2 separate regions of the Homo sapiens genome follow, and region 1 is linked to region 2. Evidence: read pairs that join two places in POLR2A ChIA-PET (ENCODE). Cell type or tissue: PC-9. All regions are shown on one strand.

The links. ChIA-PET counts read pairs that join two places held together with the same protein. Peaks named below come from ENCODE experiments on the same cell type or tissue, not always from the same donor. Only the 100,000 strongest peaks of a DNase experiment are listed, where the experiment ranks them.
Region 1: POLR2A ChIA-PET joins it to region 2 with 9 read pairs; 4 of 35 experiments call an interaction of 5 or more read pairs at or near these places.

Annotation. Positions count from the first base shown.
Region 1 is chr5:138,059,454-138,061,953 of GRCh38, forward strand. No RefSeq gene overlaps it. Among named protein-coding and RNA genes, the nearest start is that of WNT8A, 23 kb to the right of the region's middle. In PC-9, no CTCF peak of the experiment used is centred here; no DNase peak of the experiment used is centred here.
Region 2 is chr5:137,832,084-137,834,583 of GRCh38, forward strand. No RefSeq gene overlaps it. Among named protein-coding and RNA genes, the nearest start is that of MYOT, 35 kb to the right of the region's middle. In PC-9, no CTCF peak of the experiment used is centred here; a DNase peak (open chromatin) is centred at 1,528; H3K27ac peaks cover 1,943 bases.

The DNA.
Region 1 (2,500 bases), 230 kb after region 2:
TCAGCCTCCTGAGTAGCTGGAGCTACAGGCGTGCGCCACCACGCCCAGCTAATTTTTGTATGTTTAGTAGAGACGGGGTTTTGCCATGTTGGCCAGGCTGGTCTCGAACTCCTGACCTCGTGATCCGTCCACCTCAGCCTCCCAAAGTGCTGGGATTACAGGCGTGAGCCACCGTGCCCAGCCGTCCCAGTTACTTATTAATGAGATATGTACACCTATTACACACTGCTCAACTTTTTACACCTTGGAATCAGATTGGACACCACCACCCTCATTTTGTGTTCCATCTTGATTTTTACAAGGTACTTGCCTTTTGTCACATCAAAACCCTGGCTTTTTGAAGATACAACATCAGGGCATAAAGGAATGTGCACAATCTAATGTTCAAATGAAATATGTTTGGTACTCAACATACGTCACCATGGTTCCCTCAAAATTTTGAAATATGCCATGGTTGTACTCATGTGAGTTCCCTGCCAAGCCTTAGGGTGCCTTGACACACAGTCTGGGAAACAGGGACATGCACTGTTTCATTTCATCCTCACAACAGACCTGCATTGTAGGTACTACACCAATTTCTTTTTTTTTTTTTTTTTGAGACAGAGTTTTGTTCTTGTTGCCCAGGCTGGAGTGCAATGGCACAATCTCGGCTCACTACAAACTCCGCCTCCCAGGTTCAAGCGATTCTCCTGCCTCAGCCTCCCAAGTAGCTGGGATTATAGGCATGCGCCACCACGCCCGGATAATTTTGCATTTTTAGTACAGATGGAGTTTCTCCATGTTGGTCAGGCTGGTCTTGAACTCCCTACCTAGGGTGATCCGCCCGCCTCGGCCTCCCAAAGTGCTGGGATTATAGGCGTGAGCCACCATGCCTGGCAAATACTACACCAGTTTTATAGATCTGGGAATTCAGGCTGAGACCAGTGAAATGGTTTTTGTTTGTTTGTTTGTTTGTTTGTTTTTTGAGACGGAGTCTCCCTCTGTCACCCAGGCTGGAGTGCAGTGGTGCGATCTCGGCTCACTGCAAGGTCTGCCTCCCAGGTGCACGCCATTCTCCTGCCTCAGCCTCCCGAGTAGCTGGGACTACAGGCGCCCGCCAATACACCCAGCTAATTTTTTGTATTTTTAGTAGAGACGGGGTTTCACCATATTAGCCAGGATAGTCTCAATCTCCTGACTTCATGTTCCGCCCATCTCGGCCTCCCAAAGTGCTGGGATTACAGGCATGAGCCACTGTGCCTGGCCGAGACCAGTGAAATAATTGTCACAGTTCACACACCTAGTAAGAGCTGGCACTGGATGTAAACTCAGGTCTACCTGACTCAGCACCCACATGCTCCTTTTGGTAGCCATGCAACTTCTTCCACCACTTTTTCAGGATATTAGACTCACAGACCGTCAGAGCTGGATGGGATCTCAGGGATGATCTGGTTCCAGCAATCTGGTTTGACAGATTAAAAAAAAAAAAAAAAAAAAAGATGCCTGAGAAGGGAAATGATTTGACCAAGATATTCAACTGTCTAAAGGCAGAGCTGAGCCTGGGCCTCCAGACTCCTGGTCTAGATCGCTTTCCCTTCCGCCAGGCTGATTCCCTATTAAATGAGAATAAGAGAAGACAGAAAGTATTCCCAAGAAGTATCTGCTCCTTAAGATGTTTTCGTGTTAGGGTTCATGTGGTTCTCAGAGGCAAATGATAGCTGTCCTTGAAGGTCAGAGGCTGTCCTCAGGGCACAACAGGTGACTCTGCTGTCCTCCCTGTAGCATCTTCCACTTGGAACCAGCTCTCCCCAAACCAACCACATTCCCACTACTGTTCTTGAGCATCCTGTCTCCATCAAGTAAAGCCCTCCCCCATCCTGAGTCCTCTCTCCTTTTAACCTCTACCCACCAGTCCAAGGCAGGGTGTTTAAAACACCTAGCAGAGGCCAGGCGCCGTGGCTCATGCCTCCCAGCACTTTGGGAGGCCAAGGCGGGTGGATCGCCTGAGGTCAGGAGTTTGAGACCAGCCTGGCCAACAAGGCAAAACCTGTCTCTACTAAAAATACAAAAATTAGCCAGGCATGTTGTTGGGCACCTGTAATCCCAGCTACTCGGGAGGCTGAGGCAGGAGAATCACTTGAACCTGGGAGGCAGAGGTTGCAGCAAGCCAAGGTTGCACCACTGCACTCCAGGCTGGGCGGCAGAGTAAAACTCTGTCACAAAAAAATAAATAAAATAAACACCTAGGAGAATGATAGCTCTGCTTCTCATTGGTCTTCCTTGCCATACTGTTGCAATAAGGAATCATTTTTGCAATAAGGAATCATTTATGCAATAAGTATATCCACAGTTTCAATATCACTGAGAACAAGCAAACTGCCAACACACCAGGCCATGCAAAGCTATATATGAAATTTCTTTTTTTTTTTTTTTTGAGACAGAGTCATGCTCTGTCACCCAGGCTGGAGTGCAGTGGCGCAATCTTGGCTCACTGCAACCTCCGCCTCCCGGGTTCAAGCAG
Region 2 (2,500 bases):
AAGTGAAAGCAGCCAGGCACAAAATGTCACATATTGTATGATTCCATTTATATAAAATATCTAGAACAGAAAATTCCATAGAAACAGAATACAGATTGGTGGTTGCTAGGGTATATGGGGAAGAGGCATGGGGAGAAACTTCTTAATGGATAAGAGGTTTTATTCAGAAGTGATGGGAATGTTTCAGAACTAGATGGAAGTGTGGTTGCAACACATTATGCATGTACTAAATGCCACTGAATCATTCACTTTAAAATGGTTAATTTTATGTTACATGAAATTCACCCTCAATAAAATATTTTTTAAGAAGATGTCACCCACATGACCAATAAACACATAAAAATGTGAGAGAAAATTACAACTGATTGTCTAGCCATTTCAGAAACCCATGTAAATGGTGCTTCTACCTATTCACAGTGAATGAAGTGTTAAATAAAATTTATAGGAGTTCACTGTTTTGGACTAAGCTCCCATACTAGGCCCCAAAAGACCAAACTAAAATGAAGTCACTCATGCTAAGTATCACAAAGTCAAACTGAAACATTAAGAAAGCAGGTAAAATCCCAAACAGATCAAGTTTTCTTGAAAACAGGAGAATCCCAGTAACCAATCAAAAGAGGCCCAGTTAACCGGAGCTGGCATGATAGGGAAGTCTCCTCTGCTTAACCCTTATAAGAAAAGTAACTTGAAGTAACTTGATATTAGTCAATCTGCTTTTTCAATTTTTATTTCCTTGTTCCCACCTTCATAAACCAATTGTTCTGACATGCCCTGCGAAGCATCTATTCTATTTTATAGAATGAGATGTTGCTCCAATTTATGAATTGCTAATAAAAGCCGATTGGACATTTACACTACGTTTGTGGACATGTTGTTTATTTAACAAAAGGAACAGAGAATGCTTACTAAAATCTTAGTTTCTTCCTGTTAAAAGATAATTTTTAAGGCAAAATTATGATTGCCATACAAATATAAAATGAACACATGTTAAAGGTTTCATTTAACTCATTAAAAACAGATCCAGTAAAATGTTAAAAACTGGTACAAGAGGCAGCCAGAAAATGCTGAAATGAATGTGTTAGTAAACGCAAACCCAGCTTCATGTGTGTGAGGAGTAGTAACAATTGCACCTTTGCAAGACAAAATTCATTTGCATTTCTACAGATAAGAATAATTTGTATTACCCTCAGTTTTCTATAATTTTAAAGGATTTAAAATAGTTCAAAGAAATGAAAGGTGTAGAGCACTATAGAATCAGATAACCTAGAAGGGTTTACTAGTCAATGCCTAGCATTCTGAAGGACATTTGGTAATTTTTTTTTCCAAATTTCACAATTTCTCCTGATATTTCTCTGGCAATAACACACTACCATGGCAAATGGCCTCTCTTCTCTGGACTTCAGGTCCTCATTTGTTTTTTAAAAAAAAAAAAAAAAAAAACTGAGGAGTTGGATGACCTGAAGCTCACCTTGAGCTTTGACAGTCTGCTAAGAACCTGCTTCCAGAGGCCAGATGCTGAGTCACAGATTCCTACAGATTACAAGCCCTTTAAGTCAACAGCACTCATGATCACATCACATAAATTACTTCTCTAATGATAGAACATGCCATCCTTTGATGAGGGAGGCCATGTTTCTAATGAATCATCCTTAAACGATTTGCCTTTTTTTGCACTACTACTGGAAATGGGATAATACTGAGTTTTCCCAGCTTCTGTCATACACAACAAGCATTATTTAGTTTTTAAACAATTGGCTGAAACTAGAAAGAAGTAGTCTGGGGCTAAAAAACAAAACAAAATAAAGTAGGTAGCCTACATGAGATGCTCAAAAAATACTGAGTTGAATGGCTTTTGAAATGTTTACACCATGTTCTACACACTTAATTTACTATAAATGTAGTAGGATGTTTTTTTTTTTTTCCCTTTTGTTTGATCTGTTACTCTCCAGCTGCTCAGTACCGGGCAGTACAAGAGACCCTCAATCAAAGCCTGCTATTTAATTCTATAATTTATAATAGAGAGTGGAAGTGTATTCTTGTCAAAAAAATTTTTCAGCTTATGCATGGTAAGATGAAGTTTCTCTATACTGGCTGAGCATGCCTAATCCAAAAATCCAAAATCTTCAATGCTCCAAAATCCAAAATTTTTTCAGCACTGACATGATGCTCAAAGGACCATTTAAGTATCAGCAAATATTCCAAAATCTGAAGAAAAAACAAATCTCAAACCTGAAACACTTCTGGTCCCAAGCATTTTGGATAAGAGATATTCTTCGGCTTCTATGCTGGACCTAAATTCTTTTTATTGTATTTTAAATGTATAGATCGATTCAGCACAATCAAAAGCACATCCACCAACAGTGTATATAAAAGTCTTACATGTCTAAGAAAAAAATTTCACAATTTAAAATACCTCTCCATAAAGATCTACAACATTGGACAGATTCTCCACTAAAGCCAATGCTAAGATTAATATTAGATTTCCAAAATCAGTAAAATT